Regions from separate parts of the Homo sapiens genome. Here region 2 is linked to region 1. The links are chromatin loops, found by intact Hi-C in ENCODE. Cell type or tissue: MCF 10A. All regions are shown on one strand. Links, peaks and the distances in the headings refer to the core of each region. The heading gives the core; the rest is flanking DNA.

The links. Peaks named below come from ENCODE experiments on the same cell type or tissue, not always from the same donor. Only the 100,000 strongest peaks of a DNase experiment are listed, where the experiment ranks them.
Region 2: a loop joins it to region 1, with 3 times the contacts of the local background. A loop is called at or near these places in 2 of 110 quality-filtered maps.

Annotation. Positions count from the first base shown.
Region 1 is chr3:180,588,537-180,600,821 of GRCh38, reverse strand. All of the region lies in intron 1 of TTC14-DT (TTC14 divergent transcript), which reads left to right. Among named protein-coding and RNA genes, the nearest start is that of TTC14-DT, 7.4 kb to the left of the region's middle. In MCF 10A, for the core only: a CTCF peak has its summit at 5,668; a DNase peak (open chromatin) is centred at 5,691.
Region 2 is chr3:180,056,954-180,069,238 of GRCh38, reverse strand. No RefSeq gene overlaps it. Among named protein-coding and RNA genes, the nearest start is that of PEX5L, 26 kb to the right of the region's middle. In MCF 10A, for the core only: no CTCF peak of the experiment used is centred there; a DNase peak (open chromatin) is centred at 6,258.

The DNA of each region.
Region 1 (12,285 bases), core at 3,017-8,016:
GTGGATCACTTGAGGTCAGGAGTTCAGAGACCAGCTTGGCCACCATGGCCTAACCCCGTCTCTACTAAAAATACAAAAATTAGCCGAGCGTGGTGGCTCATGCCTGTAGTCCCAGCTACTCGGGAGGCTGAGGCACGAGAATCTCTTGAACTCCGGAGGCGGGGGTTGTAATGAACTGAGATCGCGCCACGGCAGTCCAGCTTGGGCGCCGGAGGGAGACTCCGTCTCAATAAATAAATAAATAAATAAATTTCAAGCTTCTATAGGCATATCAACTTTAATAAATGGTACAGACTGACTTGTTTTAAGCCATAACTCTAGAGAATGGTTGTTTTTAGGAAAGAGTGCTGTCACTGAAAAGGAAAGCTGACCACTAAAAATTATTATAGACATCTTGATAAGTATGTGATTTGTGTTAGAGTCAATCTGTGATCAAGGACCTCATTTTTTGGAGGGACTAAGAAACCGGTGTCTGAGAACCAGACACCAAATAGTGTTACTTAGCCTGGGAATGTCACCTTCTGAGGCCATTCTTCAGTAGCACATGGTTTTATCACTATGGGATCTGTCTATACTTCTTCCTAATTCCAACACTAGGATAACCCTCCCCCACCTCATACCTTGAACATCTGAAATGGCCGTGAACATAGAAAGCAGCTCCTTTTAGGGGGTAAACAGCATTTATCAAGAGTGATATTTTTCGTATAGTAGTGACAGAAGAAATGCACTTTAAGCAAATGTACTCAAAACTCAGCGTGGGATTTTCTGTCTTTGGTTAGTTCCTTATGTGAAAGTAGCCACATTAGTTGGGTGCCGAAGGCAGTCTTATTCTTTACTTCCGGAATACTACTCCCATTGCAGAGGATAAAGCCTTTTACAATTACAGGTGTATTTGAGTTCATTTTCTTTTGAGACAGACACCCCTTTGACTTTGAAGGGGACAGGGCACTGGATCTTTGACATGGGATTGGAGGGAGTGAGGAAAGGAAATGGGACTAGGTTTGCTTCTCATTTTAGAAAAACTAGTCCCACATGTGGGGCCTCTCAAGTGGGCGACGAAGAAAATACTGTTTTTCTTTTTTACTTCTTGCCTTACCTTAAAAAAATCTTTTTCGAGAAACTTTTCCAGATTAAGCAACATAAATAACTAAATGAATATGTTGAGGAGAGGGACAGGGGAAAGTGTGGGATGGGGTTGGGGGAAGAAGGCAGGACATCTAAAGCAGTCAGATCTTTGATGTCTGGTTCCTGTGCCTATTTTTATTGTAAATGTTAAATTCAATTTCTAAATAAACACATATGTACATTATTTAATAAACACTCTAGACCCTAGAGATATAAAGGTGAAGAAAATAACTCTGGTTCTTGAGTGGCTCACAGTGCAACACAGGATTAGACATAAGAAGAAACAAATATGGCACAGTGGTAAGTGCTATTGTGGACACCTACTAGGGTGTCTGCATAGATTCCTCTTCTCTGTGAAGTGAGGTAGTGGGAGTTGCTGGGGGTAAGAGGAGAGAGGGGGAGGCAACTATGTGCAGTCCAGGCACAGAGGGCAATATGATTAAAGAAGTAGAGGTGTGAAAAAGCAAGATACATTCTGGAGACAGCAAGTGTGAAATGGAGGTAGGTAGGGATATTTTAATTATAGACATTTGGTTATGTAAGCGTGTCATTTCAGGTAGGCTATAGATTGGTGGGAAGAAACCCCTGGTGCCTCTCTGTGGGTACAACACACATACATACACCCACACACACAGAGTAAATTCCTGATTTCTTTAGCAAAGAACACAGAAACTTAGGTGAAACAAGGTAGCCACATAAAGAAGTGGGAGAAGCAGCATATCTCATTGTAGCTTTTCTTGGATCTCCCAAGTTTCCACAAATAACTTCTGCAGCTAGTGACATAATCTGCAAAAGATAAAGTCTTTTTTTTACATCTCGGAAACGTTTATAACCAATTGTTAAGAATCTACAAATAATCCATGACTTTATGAGAAATATTTATAGATAGATTGTTTCTGGTTCTTGATCCTGATGCCAACAGTTTCAACAAGGCCTCACCTTTAGCTGGGGTTAAGGTTGGAGTGTGTGTGTCAGGGATGGTGGGTACCAAATAAGGTCCTAGAAATCTATTATGATACTTCTAACTTTAATTTTTCAGTATCTTTTAAAGGCTCTCTTCTTTTTAGAAAAAATGGACTTTATTTTTTAGAGCAATTCTGGGTTAAAAGCAAAAGTGAGGAGAAAGTAAAAAGTTTCCCATGTATCCCCTGCCCCCACATATGCATAGCCTCCCTCATTATCAATATCCCCCACCTGAGTGGTACATTTGTTAAATTGATGAACCTACACTGACACCTCTCTATCATCCAACGTCCATAGTTTATCTTAGGTTTCATTCTTGGTGTCATATATTCTGTGGGCTTGGACAAATGTGTAATGACATATTCACCATTATAGTGTATTACAAAGTAGTTTCACCACCCTAAAAATCCTCTGTGCTCTGTCTATTCTTTTTCTCCTTGGAACCCCTGACAACCACTGATTTTTTTACTGTGTCCGTATTTTTGCCTTTTCCAGAATGTTATGTATCTGAGATCATATAGTATATAGCATTTTCAGACTGGCTTCTTAGTAATATGCATTTTGGTTTCCTCCATGTCTTTTCATGGCTTGATAGCTTGTTTATCTTTAGTGCTGAATAGTATTCAATTTGCTGGATTTATAAAACAATTTATCCATTATCCTATTGAAGGATATACTGGTTTCTTCCAAGTTTTGGCAATTATGAACAAAGCTGCTATAAACATACATGTGCATATTGTTGGTGGACATAAGTTTTCAACTCTTTTGCATAGGAGTGCAAATGCTGGGTTGTGTGGTAAGAGTATGTTTAGTTTTGTGAAAAAGCACCAAACTGTCTTTCAAAGTGGCTGTACCATTTTACATTCCCATCAGCAATTAATGAGAGTTCCTGTTGCTCCACATCATCACTGGTGTTTGATGTCAGGGTGCTGAAATTTGGCCATTCTAATAGATGTGCAGTGGTATCTCATTGTTATTTCCATTTGCATTCTCTTGATGATATATGATGTGGAGCATCTTTTTATATGCTTATTTGCCATCTGTATATCTTCTTTGGTGTGGTGTCTGTTAAGGTCTTTGGCCCATTTTTTAATTTATATATTTATTAAAATATTTTAATATATTTGCAAATATTTTGTCTTGGCCTGTGGATTATATTCTCCCAGTGGTATCTTTTGCAGAGTAGAAATTTTTAATTTTAATGAAATCCAGCTTATCAGTTTTTTTTTTCTTTTATGGATTATGACTTTGGTATTGTATCTAAAAAGTCATCACCAAACCCAAAGTCATCTAGATTTTCTTCTATGTTATTTTCTAAGAGTTTTATAGTTTTGCATTTTACATGTAGATCTATAATCCATTTTGAGTTAATTTTGTGAAGGATGTAAGACCTGTGTATAGATTCATTTTTTTGCATATGGATGTCCAGTTGTTCCAGCACTACTGGCTGAAAAGAGTATCTTTTTTCTCCATTGTAGTGCCTTTTTACTTTTGTTAAAGATCAGTTGACGGTACTTATGTATTATGTTGGTCTATTTCTGGGCTCTTTATTCTGTTCCATTGATCTACTTGTCTATTCTTTTGCCAATACCATACTGTCTTAATTACTATAGCTTTATAGTAAGTCTTGAAGTCAGGTAGTTCCAGTTCTCCAACTTCGTTCTTCTCCAATTACTGTCTTTATTTTCCTGAAAATAGTCCCTTTTTGTTGCTTAAGCCAGATGGAGGAAATCTGTAGTTTGGAACCAAAGGTTTTGACTAATACACTAAGAAGCCACCAACTAGTAGCCTCTGCTTTTTCTACTCTGCCATTTTAAAAACGAAGAAACAAATATGGAGAGGTTAATACATGCTTTTGTTTTTCAAAAACTAACTTTAGAATACATGTCGTCTAACTGTGTATCTAGTACTCTTTCTACCATTACCATGCCATTTAGAGGGTCAGTGAAACCATGCTCTTTAAGGATGTAGCTTTAAAATATATGTATGGAATTTATTTTATTAAAAAAAATTATGACATAGGTCAGGTATCCCTTATCTGAACTGGTTGGGACCAGAGTGTTTTGAATTTGAGATTTTAGAATAATTGCATATATATAATGAGATACCTTGGGGACTCAAGTCTAAACAAAAAATTCATTTATGTTTTGTATGCACCTTATACCCACAACTTGAAGGTAATTTTATTTTACCCTTGGGACGCTGAGTAAACATGGTGCCACGTTCCTACATTTTGACTGGGTTCTACCACATGAGGTCAGGTGTGAAATTTTCCATTTGTGGCTTCATGTGAGTGCTCAAAAAGTTTCCAACTTTGGAGAATTTTGGATTTTGGATTTTTGGAGTAGGGATGCTCAACCTGTAGTTAATTTTATGTGTCATCTTCACTGGATCAGGGGATGTCCAGATAGTTGGTTAAAGACTATTTTTGGGTGTGTCTGTGAGAGTGTTTCCAGATGACATTAGCATTTGAATTGGTGGGCTCAGTAAAGTAGATTGCCATCCGCAATGTAGTTGGTCATCATCAAATCCACTGAGGGGCCAGGATCTGTGGCTCATGCCTGTAATCCTAGCACTTCGGGAGGGCCGGGAGGGCGGATTGCTTGAGCCCAGGAGTTTGAGACCAGCACTGGCAACATGGCAAAACCCTGTCTCCACCAAAAATACAAAAATTAGCCAGGTGTGGTGTCACATGCCTGTAGTTCCAGCTACCCAGGAGGCTGAGGTGGGAGGATCGTCTGAGCCTGGGAGGTTGAGGCTGCAGTGAGCCTTTCCCAGCCTGGGCGACAGAGTGAGACCCTGTCTCAAAAAATATATATATATCAATTCAGGGCCTGAATAGAATAAAAGGCAAAAGTAGGGAAAATGTGCCCCTTTTTGGCCCCACTGTTTGAGCTGGGACATCTCATTTCATCTTCTTTTGCCCTCAGAGTAGGATTTATATCATTGGCTCTCCTTGGCCTTTGGACTCAGACTACATTATGCCAGCAGCCTTCCTGGGTCTCCAGCTTGCAGATGGCTGATCCCAAGACTTCTCAGCCTCCATAATCCTCTATAACTGTATGAGCTAAGTCTTCATCGTGTGTGTGTGTGTGTGTGTATGTATGTATGTATGTATGTGTATGTGTATCTCCTGTTATCTGTTTCTCTGGTGAACTCTGACTAATACAAATGTCCGTTATTATGTTATTATCTAAAGATCGCCTTGAACTCTTTTTTTTCCCATAATGGGGCCCCTTGATTTCATTCCTAAGCACATGGTGTAAAAGGTTTAGATTACAAATTTGCTACCATATAAGGTAGCCATCTGTGTTTAACACTCTATTCAAAGCTGTCCTGAAGTGACTCAAGGAAGAGTGAGGAATACTAAATGGAAAATATGGCAAACTCAGCCAAATGTCTATCCCTGTTGTTAGAGGAATAATTCAAACTGCAAGCCCTTCTGATAAGAGTTGGCACATCTTCATTCATTCCCATGGTTTTTGTTTGAAAAGATTCTCCCAGCTTCTATTTCTTTTTCATATCACAGACCAACACCTTTCTTCAAGAAAAAAAACATTGTCAGTCTAATCCACTTGAGGGTGCTGTAAGATCATCATGGTATCCAGTTTTATGTCCTTCACCAGAAAACCTGCTAACTAAACAAGGATTTAGGGATGGGGAACTGTGACCCTATTATATACAGTCATTTTGGGATAATTTTATGTCTAACACTGTCTCCACCTTTTAGTGACTGATAAATGTTTTGAGGATATTATTTTAATTTAAATCAGTTCATATCTCATTAGAATTGATTAACTTAGTAATCTTGAGTTATTTTTTTCTAAGAAGAAAGATTACTGATTTCAGTTTCAATTCAGCATGGTTCTAAACAGACCCAGAGGTGAATATTGCACAACTCCAGGACAAGAGGCCAGAGTAGTGATACACTATAATCCATCTTCAGGGTATGTGGTATTCCTGGAGATGTGCAACTTTTGATCAGTTGTAGTGACCATCTGCAGTGCTAGTCTCAGCTAGCATTTCTTTCATGTTTGTCTTTGTTTACAAAAAGGATGAGGAAATAGAATGAAGATATTTCAGATTAAATCTATCATGATTGTTAGAAAAAAAGTCAAAAGATGTGTGTAATACTGATATGGAATAGGTTAAGGTGTTTGTCATCAGGTTCTTGGTCATGACTGCTCATAAAGACACACACACATACACACACACACACCTCTTAGATTCTCAGATTCTTGTTTTGCAGCAATTTCTCAGAATGCTATATGGGAGAACATGTCAGGATTATCATCAAAAGAATTGAAAGTTTAATGCTCAATAAATAGTATTTGTCAGTACATTCTGGATTGCTTCGATTTTTTAAATGCAATTTAGACATTCCTTTAAAATGAAAGCAATTGGTCATCTTCTAATTTTTAAACACATTCTTTTTTGTTTTATTGACAGCAGCACTAAAGGAGAATTTTGGGGAGTAGAAATATATTAGTGGCTTAGTATATTGCCCTTCTTAATGGAATTCATTGGAAGATCCAGTATGTCAGGGAAATGATTTAACCTTGATCTGGACCACATTAGACATAGCCTTTGATTATCTGTAGACATAATGGTCAAGTTGCCAAATGCATTAATTTATTCATTTAATAAATATTTGAGGCTTAGGCTGTATTTTAGGTGTTAGGAATATAATAGTGAAAAAAATACACCAACCTCCCTGCCTCTATGGAGTTTATATTCTGGAGGGAGACATATGATGAGTAACAAATATAATAAATAAGTAAATGATATAGTGCATGTATTAGAAGGTGATAGATCCTATACAGAAAGAAGTAAGTCAGGGTAAGGGGCATTGGAAGTACAGGGGGGTGGGTGTGGTAGTTTTTTTAATTATTTATTTATTTATTTATTTATTTATTTATTTAATTTTTTTTTTTGAGACGGAGTCTTTCTCCAGGCTGGAGTGCAGTGGGTCAATCTCGGCTCACTGCAAGCTCCGCCTCCTGGGTTCGCGCCATTCTCCTGCCTCAGCCTCCCAAGTAGCTAGGACTACAGGCACCCCGCCACCATGCCCAGCTAATTTTTTGTATTTTTAGTAGAGACGGGTTTCACCGTGTTAGCCAGGATGGTCTCAATCTCTTGATCTCATGATCCGCCCTCCTTGGCCTCCCAAAGTGCTGGGATTACAGGCGTGAGCCGCCGCGCCTGGCCTGGGTGTGGTAGTTTTAAATAGTTACAGCAGATCTCATTAAGAGGGTGACATTTGAGCAAAGATTTGAAGTAGATGAGGAGTTAGTCATTCAACCTGTTTGAGGGAAAAGAGTTCCAGGCAGAGGGAACAACCAATGCAAGGGTCCTGAGACAGGAAGGTATTTGATGTATTTGAGAAATAGCAAGGAAGGCGGTGTGGCAGGAACAGAGTGAGCATGGAGGATGGACGTATGGGGCTTTGTAGGCCATTGCAAGAACTTGGCTTTTACTGTTAGTGGTTGGGAGTAGCTTCAGGGTTTTAAGGAGGAGGGCACATTATGACTTTCATTATAAAAGTATCACTTTGGCTGTTATCTAGGTAGGAATTGATTAAATACCTATTGCTCACAATAAAAGGGAGAAAGTTTTGTAGGATGTCTTCTTATTTCTTAGCAAACATAATTTCATTTTAAAATTTACCTATCATTGCATAGAATAAGAATATGAAGTTTCAATAGCTGCAAGAAGATTAAGAGTGTAGGGCCGGGCGCTGTGGCTCACGCCTGTAATCCCAGCACTTTGGGAGGCCGAAGCAGGCGGATCACCTGAGGTCAGGAGTTTGAGACCAGACTGACCAACATGAAGAAACCCCATCTCTACTAAAAATATAAAATTAGCCAGGCGTGGTGGCGCATGTCTGTAATCCCAGCCACTTGGGAGGCTGAGGCAGGAGAATCGCTTGAACCCAGGAGGCAGAGATTGCGATGAGTTGAGATCGCGCCGTTGCACTCCAGCCTGGGCAACCAGAGCGAGACTCTGTCTCAAAAAAAAAAAAAAAAAAAAAAAAAAAAAAGAATGTGCGCAATTATGAAATAGGGAGTTATCATAGTGGAAAGAGCTTAGCCCAGAAGTCCCAGCTGTATTTTGAGTAAATAATCTAATCTTCCATGCCTCTCTTGCCACCTTTAAAACTAAGGGATTGGATGAGATGAACTTTGAGATCTAACCCTTAACATTCATTGTTCTATGATGAACAGTTCAGGTGCTAAAACTGCATGTCTCTCTTTAAGTCAGTGTGCTTCTTTTTCTATGAAATCTGTATGAAGTTATTTTCCTATTGTATTGCAGTACTGGTAAGTGTGGCTTCCTACTGTGGCTGGTCTCTTTAAATGAATGAGATTCTTTACAGTTCCTTTAGTTGTAGTTAGAAAAGGGACCAGCCACAGAAGTCACAGGGGGAGATTGGCTGATCACTGTTTGGAAGTCTCAGTGTGGCAGTTCCATCAGGTAGATTGAGTTCTGGACACTGATCCTTAGTTTTTCAAGTGCAGAAATTCAAGTAAGGCTCGACATACTGATACACACTAACCAAATTAAACACTGATTTAGAAATCAAGTTGACAATGTATTAAGGGTGAACTGTAAGCTTGACATACTGATACACACTAACCAAATTAAACACTGATTTAGAAATCACGTTGACAATGTATTAAGGGTGAACTGTAAGCTCGACATACTGATACACACTAACCAACTTAAACACTGATTTAGAAATCACGTTGACAGTGTATTAAGGGTGAAGTGTAAGCTCGACATACTGATACACACCAACCAAATTAAACACTGATTTAGAAATCACGTTGACAATGTATTAAGGGTGAACTGTAAGCTCGACATACTGATACACACTAACCAAATTAAACACTGATTTAGAAATCACGTTGACAATGTATTAAGGGTGAACTGTAAGCTCGACATACTGATACACACTAACCAAATTAAACACTGATTTAGAAATCACGCTGACAATGTATTAAGGGTGAACTGTAAGCTCGACATACTGATACACACTAACCAAATTAAACACTGATTTAGAAATCACGTTGACAATGTATTAAGGATGAACTGTAAATGTTATGTGAATCAGAAACTCGTAGAAGTATCAATATATTCTCCGGTGGAAAGCCAACTTCAGTCAGAAGCTTGTTTGTGAGCCCAAAATAAGAACAAAAACAGCCTGTTGGGTATTTTTTAATGACTAATTTCATCAAACTATGTAATCTTATGCATTCATTTCCTCTGCATGTGTATTTCTTCTAAGACATAAAAAACTCTGCTTACCTGTCATCCTTTTCTTTCTCCCTTTAATCTCTCTTTCTTTATACACACACACACACACACACACACACACACACACACATACACACGTATATAATATATAAAATATACATGTATGCATATGTAAATATGTAACTGAATAATAGCAAATATATTGAGAATATGACTGCTGCTATGTGTGTATATGTTTGAAAACTGCTTTCAATTTTGTTTTAACTTTCTTAAGATGGAAGCCCAATATATAAAATAGACAGGAAGATACTGAGAACTCAACCAAGTAATATATTTTCCTTTTTGTTTCCAGCCCCCTCTCCCTCATACACAGCAAATGATGGCTGGAGAGGTTACCTTTAAGTCAGCAATCCCTAACCTTTTTGGCACCAGGGACCGATTTTATGGAAGACAATTTTTCCATGGACTGGGGCAGTGGGGATGGTTTTGGGATGATTCAAGTGCATTACATTTATTGTGCTCTTTTTTCTATTACTATTACATTGTAATATACAGTGAAATAATTATACAACTCACCATAATGTGGAATCAGTAGGAGCCCTGAGCTTATTTTCCTGCAGCTAGATGGTCCCCTCTGGGGATGATGGGAGACAGTGACAGATTATCAGGCATTAGATTCTCATAAGGAGCATGCAACCTAGATCCCTTGCCTGTGCAGTTCACAGTAGGGTATTCACTCCTATAAGAATCTGATGCCGGCTGGCTTGGTAAGCGGGGGTACCCGCGGGCCTCCCCAGACCACTGCGTCCTCCGTAGCCCACGTAGCCTTGGCACCGCGTGCTGTGGGGGTCCTAGGCCCTCCGCTGCAGGGCCGGGGCACCGGTGAGGCCGAGGGGCAGGAAGTCACCGCCCAGCCTGGCAGTGTGAACGTGCAAGTCGATCCCCTAACCCAGAAAGCCCCAGGTGTGGTCTGTACGGGCGGCCCTGCTCCTGTTTTATTTTTTCGGGACAGGGTCTCGCTCTGCCACCCGGGCTGGAGTGCAGTGGTGTAATCACAGCTCACTGCAGCCTCGACCTCCCGGGCTGAAGTGATCCTCCCCCCTCAGCCTCCTGAGTAACTGGGACCACAGGTGCACCTGGCTGATTTTTAATTTTTTTTGTATTTTTTTTGGTAGAGATGGGGGGTGTCTTGCTATGTTGGCCAGGCTGGTCTCAAACTCCCGGCCTCAAGCGATTGTCCTGTATCAGCCTCCTGAAGTGCTGGGATGACAGGCATGAGCCACTGCGCCTGGCCTCTTTTGAATGGGCCTCCTTGCGTTTCTGTTTCAATGCCTGGTGCTACTTTTTTGGGAGCCCCAAGGCTGTACTGTTTGACTCCTTTTTTCCCCCTTTCTTTTTAACCTAAATTAAAGCTGCCACTGAAGAGCCCCACCATGGAAGACACGCCGTTGGTGATATCAAAACAGAAGACAGAGGTGGTGTGTGGGGTCCCCACCCAGGTGGTGTGCACGGCCTTCAGCAGTCACATCCTGGTGGTGGTGACCCAGTGGGGAAAATTGGTATCTGTGACTAGGAATAGTCTCTCTGTGGTAGTCCATGCTTATGGGACAAATATCTGCATACTTCTTGTATTATGGTTCTTCAGGGAAACAGAACCAATACGATGGGTATATGTATATTTAGAAGGAAATTTATTTTAAGGAATTGGCTCGTGATTTAGGAGGCTGACAAATCAAAACATACAGAGTAGGTTGGCAAGCTGGAGACCAAGGAAAAGCTAATGCTGCAGTTTAAGTCTGAAGGCTATCTGCTGGTAGATGGCCCTCTTTCTTGGTGGAGGTCAATCTTTTGTTCTATTCAGGTCTTCAGCTAGCTGGATGAGGCCTTACCCAGATGATGGAGGGCAATGTGCTTTACTCAAAGTTCATCAATTTAATTGTTAATCTCACCCCCTAAACACCCTCACAGAACATTTAGAATAATGTGTGACTACATATCTGGGCACCGTGGCCCAGCCAAGTTGACATATAATTAACCATTGCAATTATGTCCTACTTCAATGCCATATTTTAAGACAATGAAGCCTATTTAAAGCATTACAACCCCATGATGGTGAAGCAGCTGGAAATCACATGATTTGAGGAACAGCTGAAGTAACTAGGAATGTATAGAAATACTGCCTTGTTTAATCTACTGGGTTTCACACTTAATACACAGCCAATATCTGAGTTGCATCATCATTTCTTACATCAGAGTTATAATATGAATGGTAGAGATTTCATAGTCTTTTGGTGTAAAATTGCTTTAAGTTCATTTAAAGGCCTTTATCAACAAAATTTCTAAGCTTATAATGCTTTTTTATTTTTCCACTTTCAAGTTCTAGAACTTAAAGATATTCCTTATCCTCCATGGTGGTTTCTGAAAAATAATTTATGTGTTGAGCACTGAGTAAAAAATTTGGGGTCATGCGATGACTGATTTTGCATGGGTCATTGACTCCAGGTGACTTCCTTTTCTGAGCTATCGAAGATCATTCCTAATTGTGGCAGCCTAGATTTTTGCTGTTACCCATTTCATGTCTATTTCTGTGGCCACATTTCACTTCTAACAAACAAAAGAAACACCGTTATGTTAGGAAAGTTGTTTGGCTATGTTTTTATTATTTTTTTCCTGAGACTTTTTATTAGCCAATAATCCAGAATTTATTGTATCCATTTTCATTGGAATCGTAGTGACAAGCATCAATATGAGAATTGTAACTCAGAAATTCACCTAACGTTTATTTGACTATCTCCTTGTTCCAAATAGCTGTAGGTGCTGGGAATTCAGTAATGAACAAATCATAGAAAAATCCCAGTTGAAAAAAGATAGTGTGAGTGGTTATTGCTGATGTTTTGCTTTCATCCTGAGAAATGTTCCTTAATTCTAAACCTATGGACT
Region 2 (12,285 bases), core at 3,198-8,197, 530 kb after region 1:
TAGTTAAATACTTCTCCAGCATCTACCACAAGCTGGTACCTAGATCTCTGCCCTCTCGTTCATTGAGTCTCATAAAGGAGACAGATGCAGATCTATACAAATAACTCCAATACAAAGGTGAATATAATCACAGAAAACCAATATGATAATAGACTAAAGAACATGCCTGAAATTTTCATTTGTTAGAAATAAGTGCTTGAAATCTGTTACAGAAATGTGATCCCTGAAATAACTAACACATATTGGCATTGTCCTTGATATCCATATGTTCATCAAATATTAAATGGATAAACATAGTAGGCTGTCGAATTAGCTGTATAACTTATCACAAAGTGTCTTGGTTAGTTGGTTTTCAATTTTTATTTGCGATGCACTCTTTTTGCAAACATTATATTTTATAAGACTACCTACCTACATGTATACACATCTCTTATACACACTGCCAAAAGTAGTCTTGAGCACTTCCTGAAGAAAGGTCTGAAAAACACTATCAAGAAAGGAGGAAAAACAGAACAAAGAGAAAGAGTAGAAAGCACAGAATAAGTTCGTAGAAATAAATCCCCGCATATTAGTAATTATGTTAAATATAAATGGACTTACTTCTGCTTCCAGCCAAGATGGAGTAAGAGGGCCACCAGGTTTACTCTATCTGCTTTAAACAACTAGAAAACCATAAAAAATACACGAAACTGGTTTTCAGATAATGGGAAAGAAATAGCACAGGACTGTGATACAGGGAGAAGGAAAACAAACACTATTGTACCAGATTACTACCTAGAGGCAGTTTCCGTGCTGTAAGTTGCAGAACAAGAGGAAATCCAAACAGAGCCCTTTAATCTTGATTAGGTGAGGAGACAGAAGTTGAAGTTCAGAGAGGTCACAGTTACTAGAAATTATGAGGAAGAGTACTGTAGAGAAGAGAGGCTGGACAGAAGAGAGAGAGCTCCAAAGATCTGCAGAGGGACACCCTTGAGTCTTTGGCTGAGTACTGATATGTACATATATGAGACAAAAGAAAATATGGTAATAGGACCCAATGTGAGGCATTTGGTAATATGTAGAAGGAGTCACAGAACGTCACACACTTTGACCCAGGGAAACCTTACTTCTGAAAAATGTTATGTACATCCACACATCCAGAGCTGCACTGCACTATTTATAATGGGGAAACCTTGGAAGAAGTCTGTCTAAAAATTATGTAATAATTACATACACCAGATTACATAAAACTAGATGATAACTCAGGGTTCTTAAAACCAAAGAATTTATGAACCCCACTGCTGTACATAGATTTTACAGGCATATATATTTGGGGGGTGCGGGCTGTATCAGTTGTTCTTAATCCTGGACACATTAGAATCATCTTTTTTTTTTTTCCGCTGGTGCCTGGGCCCCATTCCTGACTAACTAAATGTGAATTTCTGAGGATGAGGCCTGGACAGTGATCTTTTTAAAGCTCCCATGTTATTCTGAAGCACGCTGAGGGATAAGAATCACTGGTGTAGAAGTTTCATTATATTTCTCAAAGAGATTTTTATCTAAAACATAAGAATTATTTTTGTAGATAAAAATAGCATATAATAATTTAAAACGTTTGTTACAAAAGTTATGTAAACACATGGTGAATTGCTTATAATGTTTTAAAAAGTACAATGCTAAACTTTTTGTATATAGTAATAACTACTTAAAGAACATATTTAAAGGTAAAAATACTAGAAGGAAATATGACAAAACATTGCAAAGAAAGGTTTTACTCACTCATGAGTATTCTCTTTATTTTCCAAATTTTCTGATTCATATGCTGGGGGAGGTGGGCGTCTTTGAAGGACATACAGCAAGTATTGGTTTAAGAGACCCTACTGCATTGCCCTCCTGTAAGGCCCTCCAGGATTCTTAGCCTCCTGGCATTTCCCTTTCAGACTCAGGATGCCACTGAGTTATTGCTTGGCCTGCCTCAATCTGAGTGCTATCTTGTTAAAACGAAAAAATAGGATGGTCTAACTCAAGGGTTCCCTGTAGGATGTCTGCCTTTAACCTCTGCCCTGCCAGTGTGACTTGTAATCTTTCAGATGTCTCAATCAGAGATTTCATATCCAATATTTCTTTGCGGTCAATATTACAGACTAGCTATTTTTCTTCCCTGAAGAAACCTAAATTGAAAGATGAACATTTTGGATCCTAAACTCTTTTCCCAGAAAACATGGAAAGTCTCCTTGTGTGGAAGCTAGAAAATAGCTGACGCTAACCATAGCAAGGCACAAAGCATGCAACTTTTAACTACTGTAAGACTAATGGACTGATTATAACCTTCTTTCCTGCTGGGCCCCAAGAACCTGCATACATTCTTCTTTTTCAGAAGTTGGGTAATAGCCCCTATTGTTTCGTCTTTTAATTTCATAAAATGGCAAATCCCTGTAGTCTTTAATGATTTAGCCAAGTAAGCAATTACTGGAGATTGCTAGATCCATCTGCTTTTCCCCAATAGATTTGAGAATAAGAATGAGCATGTTCAGTTTTCATTCTTCCAAAAAGTCAATCAAACTCCTACTATTTTGTAAGGTCATTGAATACCTCCTGCAGGCTCCTTCTAGAACTCTCTGTGGAAAGTTTCTTAAAACAGCAGTCCTAGGCTAGCAGTATTAATCAGGTCTCCTTTGGTTGCAAATGGCAGATGCTTCTCCAACTAGCAGAAGCCTCTCAAACTAGCTTATGCAACAACAACAAAAAGGAGGAAACACTATTTAATTGCTCACATAACTCAAATGTCTACAAGCAGGCTGGATCCAAGAGGTCATCAAACATCTCTCTTGTTCTCTCAGCATTACTTTCCTCTGTGTTGATTTCACTCACCACAGGCTCACCCAAGTGGAGGCAAAGATGGCTGCCCCCACCCAGCTGCTCCAGATCATGTCTTCCCTACATGCGATCTCAGAAGGAAATAGGTTCTCTCCCTCCAACATCTGCATCAGTTTTTGCAGAAATATTTGTCTGTACTTAGATCACACACAGCCTGTGTGGTAAAGGCTTAGCATATACTCTCATATTTGGCCAACCTAGATCAAACACCTCTCAAAAGAAATAAGATATTATGGCTAATGATCTCACCAGGTGGAGGGAACACTTGTCCACCATACAAGGTGGAGGGTGTACTTGACACCATACTGTACATCTAAACAATAGATACCCATTTAAACTTAACAAAAACAAAATGGAGACAGAGAGAATTTTAGCTGAAAAAAAGAATTTTAGTAATAACTTGTCTCTGAATAATGGACATAATACAATCAAGGAAAAGACTCAAAAAGAAATGTAAGGAACAACAAAAACTGAGATTAAATAATCAAATGATCAGATTTCAATTCCCTTTATCCTTTACATTCTTCTCTGAGTTATTATTTTATAATGGTTTGCAGTATTGTATAGTACTTCAGTGTGTCTTTAAAATTTTTGACTTCTCAGTGCATTGCGTGTTAACCAGTGCCAATAAAGAGTTACCTTGTCTAATTTGTACACTTCTATAGTTTTTTATGTCAGAAGGGAAAGTCCAAAACCAATATTGTAGTAATAGCTGGACATGAATGTCTTGTTAAACATTTTTGAAATGAATAAAGAAATATATCTTGCCCAAACTGGGAACTATTATTTTTAAAGTATGCTTTATTAATCAGCCTCCTGGCAACTTCCTATGTGCTCATTACCTATCATGTGTCTCATTCCCTAGAAAAACTCCTATTAACATATTAGGATAGTTGCATTTTCAAAAATTATTCTTTAAAGAGAAAAGCCTTAAAAATCAAAAGAATAAATATTTAAGCTCTCATGCACCTCTATTAACTTATTTTTAAAAACCTAATGGACAAAGAATGCTCCTTTTGATCCTCAAATTGCTCCCTCTCCATTTTGCCACACATTTTGCCTATAGTGAAGTCATCTCTGATATCAAATACATACTTACCATCTTAGTACTGCACTTATAACACAAAAGAGCAAGTCTACACAGCTAACATCCTTTCTAACTTCATCATCATCTTCTTCAAATGATGGCTTTTTTCTTTTGCTTTTATAGTTATGTTCTTTTTTTTCCTTATTACTACTAATAATTAACAGAGAATATAGGAAGAGTTACAAGAAGTTAACAATACTTATATTTCATAAAAGCATTGTCACCATGTGATTATAATCTTTTCCTTCTGAGTTATGACACCTGCTCATTTGCATTCATACACTATATTCATCCAACAAGCAGGTGAAGAGCACCAGGTATAAGAGAAACATATGAAGAATAGAAGATTTTGCCTATAATCCTCTGTCTGTCACTAACTAGCTGTGAGACCATATGTGATTTCATTTATGCATCTTTGGTGCCTCGGTTTCACCTATATGATGGTGAGGGTGGACTAAAGAATTACAGTATCTAACACTTACTGAAGATTTGTTCTGTACCTAATACTATGCCAAGAATATAGTTAATGTCATTTAATCTTCACAGTAAGTCTAGGGAAGGAGTATTATTATTATCCCATTTATGCTCAAAAACTGAGTTTCAGCATCATTAAGGTTCTTGACCAAGCGGTAAATAGAAGAGCCAGTATTAGACTTAACCTTTGTTTGACTCCTAAGCCTAAGCTGGTAACCCCCATAATTTCAAGTGCAACAGATTTCTAAACAGTCTTCTCCATACTAATAAATTTAACATCCTATTGAGAAAAAGCTTACATGCAATCTGGAGAACCTCATAGCTCCTCCTTCTGTTGAGCATAATTAAGGCTTGTACTGTGTTTGCATGTTGTCTGTCAAATTTAGTTCCCAAGCAGAAACTTCATCTAACACAACATTCTGCCTAGAGGTTCACACATCTGTTTAATGATAGGAACTTTGCCATTAATATTTATTTGTCATGAGTTCAATATATATTTAACAATCCTGAATGCTAAAAAAATTTCCATATTGCTTAATGCTATTATATATGGATTTAAAAGATTATGTGTGTATATGTATGTGTGTATATATATATATATATATGCCCACAAAAGCCTCATTTTGGCATAGTCTAATTTCTATATAGACTTTGCTCACAGTATATATCTCTAGCAAAGATCTACTCCAGTTCATTCATTCATTCAGTGAGTGAGTGGTTGGCATTTAGTGAATATTAGGCATTTTATTTGCCTAGCATTGTGTTGAATGCTAGGGAAATAAAACAAAGATGATCTCAGCCTTCTGGAATGTATGGTATAGTATACTGGGGTTTGGCATATAGGAAAGTAAATAGACAATTACAATGTGTTATAAGTAGTATGGGTTAAGTACACCAGAGGGAGCATCTAAGTCAGGATTGGAGATCAGAAAAGACGTTCTAAGCAAGTGATATCACAATGAGAGCTGAAGTGTTCTCATAAATTAGCCAGGTGAAGAGCAAATGAAAGAGAATTTCAGAGAGACAATGATGTTCAAAGACTTAAAGATTAAGGAAACAGAGAAAGGCATTATTTCAAAAACTGAATATAATTCAGAATGATCAGATTACCAAAGAAGAGTGGTGAGAAATGAGATTTAAAGGTCGGTAGGTATCATTTTAAAGGGCTTTATAATACATGGCAAGGCATTTGGGAACTTTACCAGGAGACAACTGAAAAGATTTAAGTAGTGTCATGAGATGATCAGATTTGCATCATAGAAAGGTCATGTTGGCTTCAGTGTAGACAGCAAATTACATGTGGCAAGAATGGGCTGAGGGAGAACATTTTTGTCAAAAATGGCCTTCAACTACTGAAAAGGTAAAGATGGGAAATGAAGATTACTTATCTCGAACGACACTGTTCCTAAAGAAGATAGTGATGGAACATACCTCACTGGTGGAACCAGATCCTGTGAGGGAAATTACCATTCTGGACTAGTCAGTAAAATTTATACAATCTTATATGGTGACCTGGGCACATATACCACAATACTACTTCTGTGGAAAATAACCAGGAAAGAGGGGCCCTGAAAGGTGGTAAGCTAATCTCAGCTGATACAACGTTTCTGAAAAAGCTGCTTTCATTAAAATGGACCAGAGACCTGGTGATACACTCTTAATTTAATGTTCCAATCTAGTAGCTTTCACTGCCCACAGCACAGAATCCCCCCAAAGTCTGGACTTATTGGTTGAGTGAAACAATTAGAGAGACTGTCCACCAAATTTCCTAACTGCAAAAAATGGAGATTATTCCAAGGAATTCTGATTCCCCATTCAAGAAAGAGGCACTTGGATGTTGGCCAAAGCACACCATTGTGATGTTGCAAGATTGTCTGGTACAGATGTAGAAGAGAAAGGACATTTCATTGAGAGCCTTAAACATCTGGCAATTAACGTTATCAGTGCCTCAAACAATATTTTAGACCCAGTGGCATTTAAGGGTGTTGTGAACCACAAGACTATGCAGGTCAAATTTGTAACCAACTTTCAAAGGAAGGAAAAAAAATCTAAGGTGTTAAAGCTGAAGACTTTCTTACAGAAGATCACAGTAAAAAAAATAAAAATAAAAATAAATTTTTTAAAAAAGGAAGTAAGTAAATAATGAGTATCTTCTTTCTTCCAATGAGGTCTAAACAATTGGGGAAAAAATTGAGAGAAGTTGAGGTTTTAGTCTTCAGCAAGATCTGGAGTCCAGGAAGTCTAATTCCCAGGTAAGGGCTGATCGTTACCACTTTACTAATGAGCAAAGCAAAATATAGAGTCGATTTCCTCTTAGGAAAATAAAAAATACTGACTAAACTAGAACAAAGCCAAAAATGGCCCAAGAAAGTACAAATTTTAACCATTTTATATGTTGAAGCAGAAGGTGGGATAAATTGTGCAGGGAAAGGAGTGAGGATAGTAGGCTAAAATTTTCCTCAGTAAAGGTTCCGGCATAGCTACCAGGCTGAAGAAGAAAGGAAGGGTCACCAAAGTAACTTCCTCCACTAAAGACAAAAGATAACAAATAGTCAGTGAACCAGATATGACTTATAGACATGTTTCCTTTGACCTAAAAAACATCTTCTTAAACATTAAGTCAATATTTAAAAATGGGGGGCTTTAATACACACACACACACACACACACACACACACACACACACAGACACACACACACACACACCAGTCCTAGAGCAATATAAAGGTTTAGAAACCCTGAGTCTATGTTCCAGCATGGCGGTGCTTATTCAGAGTTCTTGAGATAGGTTCTATGCTACCCCAACTGACGACATTTTCCACCCAGGCTGCTCTACTCAATTACCTTACCTCTCTAGTACCTGTATATGTCTGTGACTTCACCACAGGACAGGGCTATATGACTTCACCCTAGTCATTTTTCAGATAAAGTGTTAAAACCATAGTCCTATAATTGAACTGCTAATGAAATCCTTCCACATAAACTAGCTGCGAGTATCTTAATGAGTTAATGTGATGGAGGATGTCTGCCAAGAAAGATGACTTTGGCTTGGGAGCAACGGATTTTAAATCCTTTTTTCTGAAAATAAGTATGTCTTGTTGGCTATTGTCTACTCAGGGAATTCCTAGTTTACGACAATACAATCACGTTCTCAATTTAAAAGGGAAAGCTTCTGTTTCTGTAATTTATAGCAAGGAGCATTTATAATTCATGCAAAAGTGGTTTAAAGTTATTAAGATAAAAGTTAAAGAGAAAAATGAAGATGCCTGAAAAAATTCCCTGTTTTATGCTGCTTTGCCTTGTCATCTTAAAATGATTACTTTATCCTATCTGAATTCTCAAGGTGGTGTTATAAATAATGTGAAGAACACCTTTGTAATCATCTCCTTAAATTTCTAAAAGTAGGATAATATCCTGGGTCAAATAGTTTGCTCACTTTACAATTTGATATATAGACTAAATTACTTAAAGAAAGAACTACCCATGTAACTCCCATCAATAAATCATGAGTTATTATTTCCCTACCCCTTCATTAATAATGAATTTTGTCAATATTTTTAACCTATACTCATTCAAAAGTGAAAGTATATTTTATCATGCATTCTGCACTGATGGAATTATTAATGCAGTTAGATATATTTTTCATGTTTCCTGGAAATTTGTATTTTTTTCTGTTCATCACCTTTGTACGACCATTGTCCATTCTTCAATGGGGATATTAATTCTTTTTCTCATTGTAGGTCTCACTTTTTTCTCCTGATTCATGAATCTGTAATGTTTGTAACATTAATATTTTGCCACTTTTATTGCCTAGAAATCAACTTTGTTTGATATGAATATCATTACTTCCTACTTTCTTGTTGCTTGTATTTGTCTGATACCCATTTGTCATACGTATCTAGCTATAAGTTCCTCCAACAAACACAGTTTTTCTGTTCTCTTAAATAAGGTAAGCTCTTATTTTACCCTTCTTCTCCCAATGTTTCCTGGTTTTGTTAACTAGGTTCTTTTGCTCCGCTTTAAGAGTAGCACTCATATAAAATTTTTTTTTTTTTACATGTAGTTGCTAATTGCATATGCCAATATGTTTCACCAATTTCTGAACTCACTGTAGGTCCTTGAATCCTACTTTTTCCCTTTCTCTATTCCATTTTAGCAGGTTTTTATGTAAGAATCTATGAGTGGTAAACTTTCTTGGTCTTTATGTGTTGAAAACAATGATTTATTTGGCATTTAGTCTCGAAGGATATTTTAATAGGATATAGAATTCTAGCCTAACTGTTATTTTCCCTCAACTATTTGAAGACATTCCTTTGTCTTCTGAGAACTCTGGCTGCTGATGAGAATTTTTGCTCTTCTTTCTGGTTATCTTGCTCTTTGATTTCCTGAGGTCTCACTCTACTTTTCCTATTAAATGACTGGTGAGTGTTATGGTTGGAATTGTGTCTGCCTCAAAAAGATACGTTAAAGTCTGAACCTCCTAGTACCTCGGAATGTGACTTTGTTTGGAAACAGGGTCTTTACGGGAGTGACCAAGTTAAAATGAGGTCATTGGGATAGATCCTAACCCAATATGACTGATGTCCTTATTAAAAGGAGAAAATTGGACAAAAAGGCAGACATGCATAGGAGAACAACAACATAAAGAGATAGGAGACAATGCCGTATGAAGATCAAGGCAGAGATCAGGGTGGTGCGTCTACAAGTCAAAGAGCACCACGATTATCAGCAAGCTCCACTTGCTCTAGGGTCTCCTTTCAAGTACCGGTATTTATTCAATAAGTAAGTGGGTGGATTGGCCCATTTCCTAGATTTGAATCTGTGCCTGCTTCTGGTAATTCTGTCTCTCAAAATACTCAGCTCTGTGCAATCTGTAACCCAGGAAATCATTGGCTTCGGCTTTTTACAACCTCCTTTCATAAATTATGAAGCTCCAACACAGCCTCTGTTTTTAAGCAGTAAGCCTGGCCCCAGTTTCCTGCTTTACATGGGCCACCATTAGTCCCTGTTACTCCATCCCAGCTTTGCCTAATTCTGGTCCCAAAATTTAGCAGGCTTATAATTTACTATTTTTAGTTTTCTCTTACAATTTCAGATGCATAGATAAATTTTTAGTTCAGCCATGTCTTTTCAATTTTTTCATTTTAGAGTTTATCATTGCTATATATTTAGAATGGCAAGTGAGGACTCAAACATGAAATCATAACCACATCTTGAACAGAGGCTGTGGATTACTTTCCAACTCTAATCCTTTATGAGTCATTCTGAGTTAACTACTGTTAACACTGTTCCCAGAGCCCAGTGCAGAGAACTCTGTTGGCCTGGAATGGCCCATCTGAACCATTCCTAGGCTATAAGTAAATTAGGCTTACACAGCTTTTGAAAACTAAGGCTAAGATAGGCTCTATCTTTTTCCCAGGTTGATAAAATATACACATTCCAGCACCAAGTGCAGTATAAACAAACAAACATAGATAATAATTTTTCCTTAATTCTGAATGCTGATCTGGATTATTTTACTTCCATAATGCTGAAACAAAGTTCTTTGTATTTACCACCTCAACATTACAGACAGGAAACAAGAAAAAAGAGACATATCCATTAGCAATAATCTTTTAACTTTTATTATACATGACATGCCTCACTAGCAAGCCTACTTGTTGCTGTGGTATCTGACTAAACAAGATCAACTCTCCTCTTTCCTGGAGTGGAAGAAGTAATGAAGAGAAGCTTTAAACTCCTTCCTTGAAGACTAACGCCTGTTTTCTTCAAAACCTTCTAGTGTTATTCCATTATCTTCTAACTTCTAGTAAAGCTGAAAAGACTTGGGTCATACTCATTTGTTCCCCATGATAGATGTCTACTTCCAATGTCAAGATAGCTATAGAATGCTTTATTTTTCATTGAACTTCACTAAGGTTGTATTCCTTGTTTACCTTGGTATGGCTTGTATTTTTCCTTATGCTATGAGCTAGAAACCTAGTGTTGAAGCCCATAGTTCTTAATTAATCATTCACTTGCTGGAAGTTGTGTGAAGAGTATCTCTGGGGAAATTTTTATCTACCTACTTCTATGTAAATTTGTTGAGCACCTTGCTCTGAGAGCTTTCCATAATCTCTAAAGAAAGGACACCTTATACCATATTTTCTGTTCCCCAGCTTTGGACTCCCTAATCAGCCTTTTACAGATTTCACTAAGTAGCTACAAATCTATTTCCCTCCTCCACTGAGTATTATTCACAGTTATCTTTTTAAGCTTAATCTTGTCTCCAATCATGCATCAGATTCCCATTAAAACCCCATCTAGGCAGTTAAAATGGTAGCATAATATAGTTTTTCTATTAGATTTGTATCTCTTGTGTTCTGTGGGAGAAGGATGAGTCTCAAGTGAGCCATTTCCTTTTGTTCTCTCACAGCTCTCTTTCACCACTGGAACTTCCATACTCACTTACCAATTCAAAGCTTAGCATCCTCAGCTGTCTTATCTGACAGATTTGTAATATGACTATAGCCATGCACCTAGGGTATTCCTAAAGCTGAAGTTTGGCCTCTGTTTATGTTTTTGATATTTTTGTTATTCACTTCCATTAATTCTAGGCAAAGGCACACATTATGCAAATGTGTCCTGACTCTATACTCTTTTTCATAAATTTATGAATAAAGTGAGGTTTAATTTAGCAATTTATAATAAGAAGTGAGAACTAGTAGGCAGCCAGCTGAAGAACAGGGGAAGTATGAAGAGCAGTCAGTGACGCTGGGGAGGACTCCAAGAAGTTCAGTTTGGCTAAAACATAGATTATATCTAACAGTGCCATACTGACTTCTTAGATTCTTATCAGAAGGTATCATAGGTTAAAATAATAAATATTAATACTATTCAGATATTTTATTGCTCCTTTTACTATCATAGGACAATGCATTTGAAAAAGTAGAACTGATTCTGTAGGAATAAAAAGAGCAAAGGAGTGGGAGTCACGGGAACTTTTTTGAAAAACGAGAAACAGCTGCTGTTAACCAGCTGTGTGTGCTTGGATGTGGCCCCTAACATCTCTAGGGCTCATTTGCTACCACTGTCACGTATGAGAGTAAAACTCTCTATTCTTTAGAATCACTTCATGATGCATTTATTTATGTACAAACGGTAGTAGAAAGATGACTATTTATCTGTAAGTGAAGTCACATACATACAGAAAATATATTTTGATTCCTGCCAACCTACTTCCTTCAGAGTTTTGGTATCCCTGACATCACAATCAACTATCATAAAAATAATTGTGATACCTTAATTAAACACATCCAAGACTCTTGAAGCAGAACCTAGAAAAATAGATTAGAAAATTGCACACAGATGAAGTATTTATCTTTTTAAAATTTCTGCTTAAATGCATTTTGAAGCAAAACTGTATTTTTTATTCAAAAATAGAGTCAAGATAGTCATAATTAGTATTGTTTGGGGAATAATTTATTATAATATTATTCAAGCTCAAAACATGCCTTCAGAAGACTCTTAAAGACTCTTTCGAATTATTTTCACCTGCCTCTGAAGTGAAGGACATTTTACAAAAGCACAAAGTGGAAAAAATTATAAATAACTATGGTTAGTAAAAGGAAGGCAGGTGGCATTGATTAGAAGAAAATAGTAAAAGATTATCATTTGGAAGTAATTTCACAATTACGTGCTATGGATTTATCTAGTCTGGAAACTACTGTGTGAGAGTAATGCAAATTTTGCTGAGCTTCATAAATATGAAGCATTTAAGATGAAAAATTAGCAGCCTAATCACATTATCCTCTACACAGGAGCACATGGTTAGATATTTTTGCATCTGAAATTCTCTCCAATCACAGATCATTACTATATACTATCTT